Linked DNA regions of Homo sapiens: region 1 is linked to region 2. The links are chromatin loops, found by intact Hi-C in ENCODE. Cell type or tissue: B cell. All regions are shown on one strand.

Region 1 (8,000 bases), 300 kb after region 2:
CTCATGAACACAGAAAAGATCAAGATAGAATAAGGAAAAAATGAGTATAATGGAAAGCACAAATCAGTTCCAAAATCTCAACTCCTTCATATTTATTCACCATAGGGAAATGCTTTACAACTTTGTGGGATTAGAGTCCATTTGTGAAAGATTTTATATATATATATATAGTTTGTTTTGTTTTGTTTTTTGAGACGGAGTTTCAATCTTGTTGCCCAGGCTGGAGTGCAATGGTGCGATCTCGGATCACTGAAACCTCTGCCTCCCAGGTACTACGGATTCTCCTGTCTCAGCACCCCAAGTAGCTCAGATTACAGGCATGCATCACCATGCCCGGCTAATTCTTTTGTATTTAGTAGAGACTGGGTTTCATTATGTTAGTCAGGCTGGTCTTGAATTCCTGACCTCAGGTGATCCACCTGCCTCAGCCTCCCAAAGTGCTGAGATTACAGGTATGCGCCACTATGCTGGGCCAAAAGATATATTTCTAGTATTAGATTGAAATAAAAACCCATTCTATATAACTTTAGCTAATTTAAAACGCAAATAATAGATAATTACATAGATACACAAAACTTTATAATATTTCACTTAGTATTGCTATTACTATGTTCTTGGGGCAGAAGCTCAGTCTGTCAGATACATTACAAAAGGATGGTGTCTCCATAATTGTGCTTAGGACTCTGGTGCATAAGTGGATAAACTGTTAAACAGGATCCTAGGGGAGCTAGGGTGACAAAGTTCAAGTCCATTAAAACTAGCAACATACATTCCTTACTGCTCACGCATGACTCATGGTCTTAAGATGTTTACAGTTAAGAAAAGCAGCTTAATCATACCTGCAAGGACAAACTCCTACATAAACACAATGTCCAGATGACCCAATATCCCATGACAATGTATGCTTCTAAGCTAATTACAGTCATGCTTTCACGTACTTGCACACTAAAATACCAAGGATAGGTGTTTTTTTTTTTTTGATGGAGCTTCACTTTTGTCATCCAGGCTGGAGTGCAATAGGACAATCTCGGCTCATTGCAACTTCCACCTTCCGGGTTCAAGCGATTCTCCTGCCTCAGCCTCCTGAGTAGCTAGGATTACAGGCATGCACCACCACCCCCGGCTAATCGTTGAATTTTCAGTAGAGACGGGGTTTCATCACGTTCGCAAGGCTGGTCTCGAACCCCTGATCTCAGGTGATGCCCCCACGTCGGCCTTCCAAAGTGCCAGAATTACAGGCGGGAGCCAATGCAACCGGCCAAGGATAGCTTTAAATCAACAAAGTAATAAGTTTTGTTACACTGTCAGCCCACTGGCAGGTAGACATACCTTAGTTTTTACCTAAGCACCTATGTAAGAGAAACTTTAAGAGAAGGCAGTTCCCTTTGTTTTTGAGGTCGCCCTACTGTGTAACTGGTAGTTTTCTTTTTTTTTTCTTTTTTTTTTTAAGACGGAGTCTCGCTCAGGCTTGAGACACCTTGTCCAGCTGTATTTTTTATTATTATTATTATTATTATTATTATTATTATTATTATTATTATTTTGTTTTTGAGACTGAGTTTCACTCTAGTTCCCTGGGCTGGAGTACAATGTCATGATCATGGCTCACCACAGCTTCCATTTTCTGGGCTCAAGCGATTCTCCTGCCTCAGCCTCCGGAGTAGCTGGGACTACAGGCTCATGCCACCACTCCAGGCTAATTTTTATATTTGTAGTAGAGACGGGGTTTCTCTATATTGGTCAGGCTGGTCTCGAACTCCCGACCTCAGGCCATCCGCCGTCCTCAGCCTACCAAAGGGCTGGGATTACAGGCTTGAGCCACCGCGCCCGGCCTGAAGTAGAATATTTTAGAAAGTAATTAAACCTTTTTTCAGCATAATAACCCAGAGATGTACTTCTGAAGGACTTAGAATCTCTTCTTGAAAGGCAAGCAACAAGGGAGATAGTACCTGTAAGTCAGTAGGAAATTAAATATTTCAAACATCAGCTATTTCAAATTTAAAGCTACAGACTTTTAAATAATTCGGAACCTTGAGAGGAACGTGGTCATGCAACCTGAGTCCGGTGGCATGCAGGCGCAACTTCTACAAGTTTTCCTGGCCAGGCATGCAGGCTCAGGCCTGTAATCCCAGCACTCTGGGAGGCTGAGGCGGGCGGATCGCCTGACGTCAGGAATTAGAAACCAGCCTGGCCAACATGGGGAAACCCCGTCTCTACTGAAAATACAAAGCCATTAGCCGGGCATGGTGGCGCACGCCTGTATTTTCAGCTATTTGGGAGGCTGAGGCAGGAGAACTGCTTGAACCCAGGACGTGGAGGTCGTAGTGAGCCGAGATCACATCACTGCATTCCAGCCTGGGCGACAGAGCAGGACGCCTTCCCAAAACAAAACAAAACAAAACAAAATGTGCTATACAATTTAGTTTCCTAATATCAATTTTAAAAAGTTTTCGTGTAAATAATTAGGAAAACTAAGCAGCCCCAGAGATAAGACCTCCTGGCATCATTGTCCCTTCTTATGGAGTGATAATGTAACCTTCCTTGAAGTGTATCACTCCATCACCAGTCAAGCTGCCGCAGCCTATGCACTGGACTTGAATGGAAAATGTGGTGGTTCTGGGAAAGCTTCTCTGTATTTCCTTGTGTGTGTGAAATGTTAATGTCTCTACTTGGGAACGCTGACCCCATTCATTTGGAGTTGAGGTTTCCAGGTGGCTATTCTCATGCTTTGTGTCCAAATAAACTCTATAATTAATAATGTATTCTAAATTTCATTATTTACTGCTGACATCAGTTTCTGTTGGATTGTAGGAGCCTCACCAGAGAGGGCACCTGTCCGCCATGCTGTAAAACTCACACTTGCCAAAAATACATGGGTTAGGGTTTCTCCCCCTCCCTCAGGATGATGCTAGTTAGCTGACACAGATGGTCACCTCCATTACCAAGTAGAGCCAGGATGAATTATGTGTGACCAAGGGTGTTGTCAAGTCCTCTTCCCTGAGGACTGATCAGTGTTTATCTTGAAAACATGTATTTGGGTTGTATAGAACAGTGAAGTTTCTTTCTCTCTTTTCAACCTCTCAACTGTCCTCTATTTCCCATCACATGCTGGTCTAAGGCCTATTTATTAATAAAATAGTTTTTATTTCTTTCTCTGTTATCGTCGTGAAGATGATTTCTCATTTAGGGGAAGATTTTTTTAGTTTTCAATTGTATTTTCTCAACATTTAAGAGCGAAGTGAAGAGTATTTCTTGGGCCAGGCACAGTGGTTCACGCCTGTAATCCCAGCATTTCAGGAGGCCGAGGCAGGCGGATCACTTGAAGTCAGGAGTTCGAGACCAGCCTGGCCAACATGGTGAAACCCCGTCTCTACCCAAAATACAAAAATTAGCCGGGCATGGTGGCCTGTGCCTGTAATGCCAGCTATTCCGGAGGCTGAGGCAGGAGAATCGCTTCAACCCAGGAGGCAGAGGCTGCAGTGAGCCGAGATGTCACCACTGCACTCCAGCCTGAGCGACAGAGAAATACTCCGTCTTAAAAAAAAAAAGAAAAGAAAAAAAAGAAAGTAATAGATCTCTTCCACAAATGTGCTGGGACAATTAACTGGATATCCACATGGAAAAGAATAATGTTGTATCCCTATCTCACACAATCAAAATTTTATTTTAAAAATTAAAAGAGACGATGAGGGGAGCCCTGCGGGAGGGTGTGTTACTTTGTCGCCCAGGCTGGCCTGGACCCCCAGGCTCAGTGATCCTCCCGCCTCTGGCCCTCAGGCTCCCGCCCACCTGGCCGCATTCCTGCTATGTTTAAGCAGTAGGTGGTGACTTCACTCCTCCCTGGCCTGAACACTCCGTCGCGCATCCCAGGCGGAGGCCCTAGGGAAGTCTCTGAAGCTGAGCACAGGGTGGACTCTCCCTCCTGAGTGAATGGAGAATAGAAAGGGAGAGGATTTCTGTTCTGTTCTGTGGGCCGTCAGCATGAAATTGTACGTTCCGCCCAGGCAGGGCTTTGCATTTTACATTCTTGTTTGCATCCCCGTTCCAGACAATTCCAGGGCTTTCGAATCGTGCTTCAGCCTTCCTGACCGCTCTCGCCTCCAAAGCCCGAAAAATAGAGTCGCTGGGAGCGAGGCTGAGAGACGCACAGGTCCCGCCCCGGCCCCGCCCTCTGCCGGTTCTAAAGGGCAAGGTCTCTCCGCCTGGGGCCCCGCCTCTACCTCGATCAGGCCCCGCCCACCTTCTCGTTGGCTCCACCCAGGCCTGGCTTTAGTCCTGTGCGCACACATCCGCGCAGACCAGGAAGCGGATCCCGTGGAGTGAAGGTCGCACCGCGGCGGTGAGTTTTGCTCTGTGTTGTATTAAGTCTGCACTCCCCATATCCCCGGCACTTCCGTACCTGGGACGTGGGGTCACCACAGACCTGTAAATTCTCGCCCATCTTCCTTCAACCAGAGCAAATGCAGACGTTCCCCTGGGAATCCGGAAGTCGCTTCCTTTTGTGTTTAAAGTCGCCCTGAGGCTGTTCCCGTCTCCAGTCTTTCTGCTACAGGGCGCTGTATACACTTCCTATCGCGTAGTTTCTGTGCTCAAAACCGTTTTTTAACTCCTCCCTCCCCGCGCTTTTCAAAGTCCTCACCCGAGATGTGTATTTCCGCCTGGGCGCCTCCCAGTCTCAACCTTTAGGCGCCTGAAGCGCAAACGTCGCGATCCCAGTCTCAGGGAGGCCGAGTTCTCTGCCTGGTGCTGGGATCTTGTGGACCCCACCGAAGGCGTCGTCGCACCCCACCTCCCGCCTCATGCTGGGCCTTGCTGCACCCCAAGTCTCCCCTTAGCAGTCACCACTTTCCTTGAGCCAGCGTTGGGGAGGTGCCAGGGGCCAGTCCTGTGACACGGTGTGTTCTTGCCTGCCTAGCTCCAACCCCTGAAAAATGAGCCTCTCTGGGATGCAGGCGTCTTACTTCAAACCCTCCTGTGATTGTGTGGGCTAAAGAGATCAGGAGACAGAGAGTAGTAGAAAACCTGAGACAGAGAAAAGAAGAATGAGAAAGACCCATAACAGATGGCAAAGTAGAGGATGGGTGAGGGATTTGCCAAGAGACAGCAAAAGTGAAAAAAAAAAGATAAGAAAGCAGGAGGAGAAAAGCAACTGGAGAAATGTAGAGAAAAGCTAGATGTACAGAGAGATGAAGGACAGACAGCAAGGTAGAGAGGGGCAGCAAAGAGGGAGGCTCATCAGAGTGAGAGAGAGAGAGAGAGAGAGGAGGAATTTGGAGCCAGGGCAGACAGAGCAGAGTGGTGCTGGTGGCAAGGAGAACAGAGGGAGAACCACAGCAGGGAGGACGCCTGGGGATCTGGGGTGCTAGAGAGTGGGGACGGGGGGTAAAACAGAGAAGAGAGAATTTAACAGGGAGAGCGGCAGAGATGCAGAGATGGGATAAGAGGCGGAAATATATGGAGATTGAGGACGATCGAAGAATTGGGGAGAAGGAGCAACAAGAGATTAAATAAGACGTGAGGATGGAGCCCAGGTAATTTTTGTATTTTTAGTAGAGACGGGGTTTCACCATGTTGGCCAGGCTGGTCTCGAACTCCTGACCTCAGGTGATCCACCCGCCTCGACCTCCCAAAGTGTTGGAATTACAGGCGTGAGCCACCGCACCTGGCCACCCAAGCATTCTTGATTGAAAAAGTTTGCTTATGTCTTAGTTCTACAGCTGACCCTCTTTCCCTGCTTTTTGTTTGTTTGTTTGCTTGTTTGTTTTGAGATGCACTTTCGCTCTTGTTGCCCAGGCTGGAGTGCAATGGTGTGATCTTGGGTCACCGCAACCCTTTTTGGTTTTTTTTTTGAGACGGAGTTTCGCTCTTGTTGCCCGTGCTGGAGTGCAATGGTGCGATCTCGGCTCACTGCAACCTCCACCTCCCGAGTTCAAGCGAGTCTCCTGCCTCAGCCTCCCTAGTAGCTGGGATTACAGGCATGTGCCACCACACCAGGCTAATTTTGTATTTTTAGTAGAGATGGGGTTTCTCCATATTGGTCAGGTTGGTCTTGAACTCCTGACCTCAGGTGATCTGCCCACCTCGGCTTCCCAAAGTGCTGGGATTATAGGCATGAGCCACCGAGCCCGGCCTACTCACCACCACCTTTACCTCCCGGTTTTAAGCGATTGTCCTGCCTCGGCCTTCCTGAGTAGCTGGAATTACAGGCAAGTGCCACAACATCTAGATAATTTTTGTATTTTTAGTAGAGATGGGGTTTCTCCATGTTGGTCAGGATGGTCTCGAACTCCCGACATCAGGTGATCCGCCTGCCTCGGCCTCCCAAAGTGCTGGGATTACAGGTGTGAGCCACCGCACTCAGCCTCCCTGTTTTGAAGGTAACTAGCTGTGTCTTTGTACATCTGCATTTTATAAATGTTACTGTAATTTTCTTGTGAGGAAGAATTAAATGTTGGGAATCAGTGGCATCAGAACTTGCAAAGGAAGTTTCTTTATCCCAGGTATGTGAAAGAGGCTTCTCTAATTTTCAAGGATAGTTTTGATAAGGCCAACCCTTTCCTTTATCCCTTCCAGGCCACCATGTAAGAATTCCGTTACATCTTTTCACTCATCTCAGACCTTCTCAGCGTGACTCGGTGAAAATGTCCCCGTTCTGAGGATGTCACAGCTAAATCTAAAGCAGATCATGTCAGTCCCTGGCAGGGAACCCTCCATGGGCTTCCTGTGTTCCCCAGGACAAAAGCCCAACTCCTCACTGTCACTCCACAGCCCTGTGTCCAGGGCCCCTGCCACTGTCCAGGCTCCTCCTGGGAACTTGCCCTCATCTCATGACTCCCTCTGCCCCAGTCACATTTGCTTTTCTCTTTTCCCAAACATCAAAACCCTTCCCGTCTCAGGTCATTTTCACTGCTCTTACCCTATTTCTCTAAATGCTCACAGCACTGTCCCTTTCTCCTTCAGGTCCTGGCTCAGAAATGTCTCCCATGCCCTCCCACCCCCAACTGAATTTCCCTCTGCCCATCAGTCTCTATCACATTACTCAGGTTTTATTATCTCTGTGTCAGTCACATCAGAAACACACTTTTTTTCTTTTTCCAAAGAGTCTCGCTCTGTCCTCCAGGCTGTGAGTGCAGTCTTGTGATCTTGGCTCACTGCAACCTTTGTCTCCTGAGTTCAAGCAATTCTTGTGCCTTAGTCTCCCAAGTAGCTGAGATTACAGGTGTGTGCCACCATACTCTGCTAATTTTTGTATTTGTATTTTATTTTATTTTTGAGTCTTACTCTGTTGCCCTGGCTGGAGTCCAGTGGTGCGATCTTGGCTCACTGCAACCTCCACCTTCCAGGTTCAAGCGATCCTCCAACCTCAGCCTCCCGAGTAGCTGGGCTTACCAATGCCCACCAAGCCCAGCTACTTTTTGTATTTTTAGTAGATATGGGGTTTCACCATGTTGGCCAGGCTGCTGTTGAACTCCTGAACTTGAGTAATCCTCCCACCTCAGCCTTCCAGAGTGCTAGTATTACAGGCATGAACCACCGCACCCAGCCCCAATTTTTGTGTTTTTAGTACAGACAGGTTTTCACCATGGTGGCCAGGCTGGTCTCAAACTCCTGAGCTCTACTGATCCTCCCCCTCAGCTTCCTAAGTAGCTGGGACCAGAGACACACAGACGTGCACCACCATACCTGGCTAAGTTTTTGTATTTTTGGTAGAGATGGGGTTTCACCATGTTGCCCAGGCTGGTCTCAAACTCCTGAGCTCAAGCGATGTACCCACCTTGGCTTCCCAGAGCGGTGGGATGACAGGCATGAGCCACCGCACCGAGCCTCTGCATGGGATTTGGTCAGGGCTGGGTCTGTGCCCTGAAAGGGAGCTCATTCCAGCCCAGCTCCCCACTGCTGCAGCGTGTGAGGGCTTCTCCAGGAGGGAAGCGAGAGTTTTCTTATAGAAATTTATTATCCCTGGTGCAGTGGGCAGCAGAGGTGACCATATTTTTTCAGAG
Region 2 (8,000 bases):
GATTTTTCCCATGTTTATAATTGCCAGATATAGCAGCAAAAACATCACAAAGAAAACAAGATAGGATACTTTTCTGCTGTATTCATGACAAAATCAAATCAGAGGGTCAATATCTACAACATTGTTATTATTCCCTAATATTTCCTGTGTTTCTTAATCTGTGCCTGTGGCTCTATAAGTTTTCTCCTGTACAGACACAAGTGGAAGCTCATTCATGACCTTAGCACCAATATTCCCTACCCCCACCAAAATTATTTTAACTCCTTTTGGTCTTATGTATTTTTATCAAATTAAAGAGCCATCACAGGTTATAAATCACAGCTCATTGGAATTTTGCAAACAAACATAGCTCTTTATGTAATACATAGATACAAAAACAGAACACTGTTCTGTTCACAAGAGTTCACAAGAAGCTCCTTCTTTGCACTCTAAGTCACTACCTACAACAGTATAATTCTGTTGTTTCTATTTGCAGGAGTGTAACTCTTGAGATTTTGGTTTACATCTCTTCCAGTATTTAAAGGATTAAATTATTTTGGCCTGTTTGCTACTTTATATAAATGGAATCAACATGAATTCTTTTATATTTAGCTTTTATATCTATTCCATTAGAATTTTTGTGTGTGACCATACCTTAATTATTGCATTCTATTAATGGTACTCATTAGCATTGCTTCCTATGATTCCATTGTATGAATAATCAGATGATCGAGTCATACTATTTTTTTGTTTGTTTTTTACTTTTGTTTGTTTGTTTTTGAGATAGAGTCTTGCTCTTGTCACCCATGCTGAAGGGCAATGGCGTGATCTCGGCTCACTGCAACCTCCGCCTCCCGGGTTCAAGTGATTCTCCTGCCTCAGCCTCCTGAGTAGCTGGGATTACAGGCACCCGCCACAACACCCAGCTAATTTTTTTGTGTGTTTTTGGTAGAGATGGGTTTTCACCATGTTGGCCAGGCTGGTGTCGAACTCCTGACCTCAAGTGATCCGCCCACCTTGGCCTCCCAAAGTGCTGAGATTACAGGCATGAGCCACCGCGCCCGGTTGAGTCATACTATTGTTAAAGGCCATGTGGTAATTTTGAGTTTGTGGCTTTTATGAGCAATGAATAGTCCTACCTATATAAACTATGTAACTTATCTTTTGTTGATATATATATGAATTTGTGATGGATAAATTCATAGAAGTGAAATTATTGAAGCATAAATTGACATCTGGTAGGCTTATGTAGCTGCTACCAAACAGTTTTCCAAAATGTTTGTATCCATTTCAGCACCCACCAGCAGCGCATGAGTTCTTGGTTTATTCACAACCTTGCCACACTTAATATTTCCTGTCATTTTCTTTTTTCTTTTTTCTTTTTTTTTTTGAGACAGAATCCCATTCTGTCGCCCAGGCTGGGGTGCAATGGTATGTTCTCAGCTCACTGCAACCTCTGCCTCCTGGGTTCAAGGGATTCTCCTGCCTCAGCCTCCCTAGTAGCTGGGATTACAGGCGCACGCCACCACGCCTGGCTAATTTTTGTATTTTTTGTAGAGATGGGGTTTCACCATGGTGGTCTTGAACTCCTGACCTCAGGTGATCCACCTGCCTTGGCCTCCCAAAGTATGGGATTACAGGCGTGAGCCACAGTGCCCTGCCTAATTTTTTGAATTAGCTGAAATTTTCTTTTGGCCAATATTAAGGTCACTGGTGAATATTCTATGCATGCCTTATAGGGATAAATACGAAATAAAAATGAGAGCCTGCATTCCTCCTTTGAAAATATGGCAAGGCATTTCTCTTCCTCCTCTTTTTGTCAGAATATTTACCTTAGAAAACTTGTGAGTACTTTCTCCCGAAATGTTTATTTTTAGAAACTAAATAAACCTTTTGTCAGCATAATGACCTAGGGATATCTTTCTCAAGGACTTGGGAGACATCTCTTTCAAATGTCAACATCACTAGAGATAGCACCTGTATCTCTCTGTTTCTGTGGGTTGGTAGGAGCCTATCTACAGTGGGTACCTGGCTCCATTTTGTAAAACTACCACCTGTTGTAAACATATAAGTTAGGGTTTTCCCCCCTGCTTCTGAATAAAGCTAATTGGCTAACATAGATGGTCTCCCCAATTACCATGTAAGGTCAGGATGAACAATGTATAAGCAATAGCGCAATCAAGTTTTTGAGGCTAATCAGTGCTTATCTCAAAAACCAGTCTATAATGGGTTGTATAGAAATTATTCTTTTTCCTATCTCCTAACGGATTGCCTCTATTGCGTATGATATTCCTGTTAAATGTTTATTCATCAATAAAATTGTTGGCCAGGTGCAGTGGCTCACACCTGTAATCCCACTTTGGGAGGCCGAGGTAGGAGGATCACTTGAGGTCAGGAGTTTGGGACCAGCCTGGTCAACATGGTGAAACCCTATCTCTGCTAAAAATACAAAAACTTAGCTGAGTGTGGTGGCACGCGCCTGTAATCCCAGCTACTCAGAAGGCTGAGGCAGGAGAATCACTTGAACCTGGGAGGCGGAGGTTGCAGTGAGCCGAGATTGTGCCACTGCACTCCAGCCTGGGTGACAGAGCGAGATCCTGTCAAAAAAAAACAAAAACCAAAAATGTCCATGCTGATCCCTTGAAAATTTTAGAAGCAACAAACTCCCCATATACATAATGGGTTTATAACTTTAAGCTATAATCAGCTTATCCTCTACTTTTTAGTTTCATGAAAAGCTCTGCAATCAACTCATTTCTTTGCTTCAGATCATAAAAGTCAATGCTAAAAGTTGTTTCGTGGCAACATAGCTATTTAGCAATATTGTGTAATATAGACATCTATCTTGTACAGATCCCAAAATCTATCCCAGATACTGCATCTTCAAAAAATAATGCTGACCTAGGCCACCATGGAGTGTGCCTGGAGTCCTAGCTACTTAAGTGGCTGAGGCAAGAGGATGTCTTGAGCCCAGGAGTACATATGCAGCCTGGAAAACACAGTTAGACCCTGTCTCTAAAAAATAATAATAATAATCGAAGTAAAATATGCTGATATGGGCCGGGTGCGGTGGCTCGCGCCTGTAATCCCAGTGCTTTGGGAGGCCAAGGTGGGCGGATCACGAAGTCGGGAGTTCGAGACCAGCCTGGCCAACATGGTGAAACCCCGTCTCTACTAAAAATACAAAAAATTAGCTGGGCATGGTGGCAGGCGCCTGTAATCTCAGCTACTCGGGAGGCTGAGGCAGGAGAATTGCTTGAACCCGGGAGGCAGAGGTTGCAGTGAGTGGAGGCCATGCCACAGCACACCAGCCTGGGCAACAGAGCGAGACTCCAACTGAAAAAAATAAAAATAAAAAATGCTGATATGTCATCTCGTATCCATCTTTGTGACATATCACTATATCCTCATTTTAACCTGCTAATATTTTAAATATGTTCATTTTCATATCTAAACATGATCATACTTCAAGATGGATGAAGGGATCCAAAAATAGGGATATAAGGCCGGGTGCGGTGGCTCACGCCTGTAATCCCAGCACTCTGCAGGCCAAGGTGGGCAGATGATCACCTGAGGTCAGGAGTTTGAGACCACCCTGGCCAACATGGCAAAACCCCATCTCTACTAAAAATCCAAAAATTAGCCAGGCGTGGTGGCACGCGCCTGTAATCCCAGCTACTCGAGAGCCTGAGGCAGGAGAATTGCTTGAACCCAGGAGGTGGAGGTTGCAGTGAGCTGAGATCGTGCCATTGCACTCCAGCTTGGATGACAGAGTTAGACTCTGTCTTAAGAAAAAAAAAGTTGGGGGGGTGAGATATCAGAGAAAAGCATACTTATTAGTACCTGTTAATTCAAAAATATTGCCATAAAATTATTGCCGGCAGACGTAAGGCTATTTAAAATTTGATAATCTAGTTTTACTTCTATCAGGGTTCTATAAAAGAATAATCGGCCTACCAAATACACTTAGAATTACTGCAGAGTTATTCTTTAGATCAATAAATACAATTGTCTTCTGAAGACTATTTTAAGGGCTTTGTTATCTACAGGGGCCAGTACATTGAAGAAGAGAAAACAAACAAGATTTAAGAGATTATAATTTTTAAAATAAAAAGTATGTTTACTTATTACTTTCAGAATGCACCTAAAGTGAATCTGAAATTACAGTATTTTTAGAAAATATTGACCTAAGCCTCAGCCTCCCAAGTAGCTGGGATTATAGGCGTGTGCCATCACGCCCGGCTAATTTTTGTATTTTTAGTAGAGACGGGGTTTCTCCATTTTGGTCAGGCTGGTGTCGAACTCCTGACCTCCAGTGATACGACCGCCTCGGCCTCCCAAAGTGCTGGGATTACAGGCGTGAGCAACCGTGCCCGGCCTCTATTGCTTTTTTAAAAGCAATAGCTGGTGACCTGACTTCTCACCGGCCTTAGCACTCCACGCCCCAGATGTGGCCCAGGAAACTCTTTGGAACTCTCTACTCCAGAGTGAATGGGGAATAGAAATGGAGAGGATTTCTATGCTATTCTGTGGGGCGTCAGCGTGAAATTACACATTCTGCACAGGTTGAGTTTGCATATTGTATTTTAGTTTGCATTCCTTTCACAGACAATTTAAGGGATTTTCAATTAAATTTCTAAATTTTAATTGAATTCCTTAATTTTAATTGTGGGAACTTTCCTGGATCCAAACAACAGACGTTGACCCTCCTAGTGAGATCCCAGGTCACAAACCGTGGAGCGGCTCCAGCCTGACTGGCAAGTGTGGCTTGCAAAACGCGGAAAACCGAGACACGCCCAGAGATAGGAGGAGGGAAGTGCAGGCCCCGTCCAATAAGTATTCAGGCCCCGCCCGCCACGTCGCTGGCCACGCCCCGGCCCGGCCTCTCCGTTCGCGCGCAGCCGCCTGCAGACCCGGAAGTGGATGGCGTGGAGATATGGCGCAACTGCGGCGCGTGAGTTTTCCTTTGTTTAGATTAAGTGTTCGCTTAGCGGTGCCCTCACGCTTCTGTACCCGGGATGTGGGGGGCGGTACAGACCTTGAAATCCCCGCACCGCTCTCTCCACCCCGAGTAAATTCATGCGTCCCGTCAGAGTGTTAAAATCGCCCTAGGGCTGGTTCTGTCTCCGGTCGTTCTGCCGTAGGGCTGCGTAGGCAGCTGCTTTCGCGCCGTTTTCCTGCTTAAAACCCTTCAGTGACCCCTCCGCCAGCCCCGCGCCACGTAAAGTCCCCGCCTGCGAGGCGGATCCACGCCCTCCGGGTCCCAAGCCTCGTCCTTGTCGGCCCCTGGGGCGCAGCGCCGCAGCCGCCATTCGGGAGGGGCCGCGTCCTCTGCCTGGTCTGGGGATTCTGCAGACCCCACCCCTGATCTGCCTGCCGCCGTAGTCCTCCTTGGGCCGTTCCCTTCTGTCCCCAGGCCTTTTCGCAGTCACGGCTTCTCCGGATCCTGTGTTGGGGGAGGTGGCCGGGACCTATCTCAGGGCACCCAGTGTTCTTCCGTCCCAAATTCCTCCCATTGGAAACTGTGCTCTTGAGGAGGTGGGTATTTTATTCCAGTCCCCTCCCTGTGAATGTGAAGTGAAAGAGAGATGGAGAGCGAGGTAGAGGAAACAGAAAAATTTAGAGAGAAAATAATGAGGAAGATCCATAACAAGACGGCAACGCAGAGGGAGGGTGAGAGATTTGCAAAGTGAAAGAAGCACCCCAGGAAGTAGCAGGGAGAGAAAAGCAACTCGAGAAATGTAGAGAAAAGTTCTATTTCTAGACAGATGAAGGACAGCAAGGTAGGGAGAGGGGCAGCAAAGCGGGAGGCTCCTCAGACAAAGTTGGGGAGAGGAGGAGGGATTTGGAGCCAGGGCAGACCGAGCAGCGTGGTGCTGGCACAGCAAGAGGGGGCAGCCGGTGACAAGGAGGGCAAAGGGAGAACCACCCCAGAGATCTGGGGTTGCCAGACAGTAGGGACAAGGGGGCGTGACAGAGAAGAGGGAATTTAACAGGAGGAGCACAGATGGGAGAAGAAAGAGGCAGAAATATATGGAGATTGGAGACAATCAAAAGATTGGAGAGAAAGAGCAACAAGAGGAAAAAAATTGCAAGATGGAGCAGATGAAGTGGAAAAGAAGGAATAGAGGGAAGAAGGGGAGAAACTGCGGGAGAGGAGAGGGGCTCAAAATCTCGGCTCACTGCAACCTTAGCCTCCTGAGTTCAAGCGATTCTCCTGCCTCAGCCACCCGAGTAGCTGGGACTACAGGCGCCCGCCAGCTCGCCTGGCCAATTTTGTATTTTTAGTAGAGACAGGGTTTCACCGTGTTGGCCTGACGGGTCGTGAACTCCTGAGACCTCAGGTGATCTGCCCACCTCGGCCTCCCATAGTGCTGGGATAACAGGCTTGAGCCACCTTGCCCGGCCTCCTCACATTTTATTAATTTGCTGGAATGGTTCCCAGAACTCAGAGAAAATTTTACTTAGGTTTACTATCAGTTATAAAGGTTATTACAAAGGATACAGGTGGAAGAGCCATCCTAGCAAATCAAAATAGAGGAGTGTGTTTTGGAAACCGTTAATTTTATCCATATCTGAGGTGAGGGGCAGTCTTGTGGGACTGAGTCCTTAACTGGGATCTGATTCTATCTCCAGGTAGATACTATCAAAATTGAGTTAAATTGTGGGTCATCCAGCTGGGAGTGTGCCAGAGAACTGGTCAGTATGCGGAAAAACACGTGCACATTTCCATCTCAACCAGTAAAGGGAAGAGATCTCCAACCGGCCCACCCACCTGTCTCAGGGCCTGTGATCTCTACTCAGTAGTAACTGGGAATGGTCTGTCCCTCCCCCTGGCTGTTGCTGACCCTGCGATTGTGCACCAGGTGCCAGCCCTACTCACAGTCTCAGGACAGTGTGACATCCTTCCTCTGGCATCACCAATATTTACTTCAAGGGATTACTTTGGTTAGTGCACCCACATGGAGGTATTGTCCATGAAAACACACACAGACACACTGGCTGGGTGCGATGGCTCACGCCTGTAATCCCAGCACTTTGGGAGGCCAAGGCGGGTGGATCACTTATGGCCAGGAGTTCCAGACCAGCCTGGCCAGCACGGTGAAACCCCATGTCTACTAAAAATACAAAAATTAGCTGGGTGTGGTGACACGTACCTGTATTCCCAGTTACTCCGGAGGCTGAGGCAGGAGAGTCACTTGAACCCAGGAGGTGGAGGTTGCAGTGAGCCGAGATGGAGGTTGTAGTGAGCTGAGATCATGCCACCGCACTCCAGCCTGGGTGACAAGAGTGAGACTGTCTCAAAAAAAAAAAAAAAAAAAAAGCACAGATGAAGCCTTCATTTTCTTGCCACTCCTCCATGATTAAAATAAAAAATATTCTATTAATTACATCTCTCCCTGTAGTGAGTACCCCTCTTCAACGCTCCATTTGAGAACACAGTACACTAAAATCTTGTTTATATTTCTGTCTTCAGTCTTGCCTCCAGTTCTTGATTTACCCCCTTCCAATTAAGCTTTCACCTCCACCATTCCTTTGATCCTTTTTTCCCAGAGGTACCAGTGATCTCTGTGTTTCGAAGTCCAATTTTGAATTTCCTATCCTCATCTTTTCGTCTTAGCAACATGTTGCACAGCTGATCATTCCCTGTTCTTTTTTCTTAGCTTTGAAGACATCTCTAAGTTTAATTACTTTGTTTCAGATTTTTGTGTTACCAGTTTCCTCTGCTGGTGTCTCCTGAAGCTGTCTTCTCTGAATGTGGGAGTGTCCCATGATTTAGGTCTTTTTCATTTTTGTTTTTGTTTTTAAGACACGGTCTCAGTCTGTCACCCAGACTGGAGTGCAGTGGTGCAATCATAGCTCCCTGCAGCCTTGAACTCCCGGGCTCAGGAGGTCCTCCTGCCTCAGCCTCCCAAGTAGCTGGGACTCTAGGTGCATACCACCACACCTGAGTAATTTTTTTATTTTTTAGTACAGACTGGGTTTCCCTATGTTGAATAGGCTTGGATCTCAAAACTCTT

What was found. Peaks named below come from ENCODE experiments on the same cell type or tissue, not always from the same donor. Only the 100,000 strongest peaks of a DNase experiment are listed, where the experiment ranks them.
Region 1: it touches region 2 in a loop (23-fold over the local background); 3 of 110 quality-filtered maps call a loop at or near these places.

What each region holds. Positions count from the first base shown.
Region 1 is chr19:52,565,992-52,573,991 of GRCh38, forward strand. It overlaps ZNF701 (zinc finger protein 701), which reads left to right and starts at 4,296. Exons shown (of 4, transcript NM_018260.3): 1 at 4,296-4,339. It also overlaps a transcript of ZNF808 not described here. RefSeq lists enhancers at 2,896-3,505, 4,315-4,564, 4,725-5,333. In B cell, a CTCF peak has its summit at 4,168 (motif pointing left); a DNase peak (open chromatin) is centred at 4,260; H3K4me3 peaks cover 1,810 bases; H3K27ac peaks cover 1,259 bases.
Region 2 is chr19:52,264,699-52,272,698 of GRCh38, forward strand. ZNF766 (zinc finger protein 766) reads left to right here and starts at 4,889. Exons shown (of 4, transcript NM_001010851.3): 1 at 4,889-4,933. The coding sequence starts at 4,916. LOC124904763 (a long non-coding RNA gene) reads right to left here. Exons shown (of 4, transcript XR_007067331.1): 3 at 7,137-7,275; 4 at 4,546-5,543. RefSeq lists enhancers at 4,630-5,175, 5,098-5,392, 5,826-5,895 and a silencer at 4,686-4,915. In B cell, no CTCF peak of the experiment used is centred here; a DNase peak (open chromatin) is centred at 4,853; H3K4me3 peaks cover 2,011 bases; H3K27ac peaks cover 1,697 bases.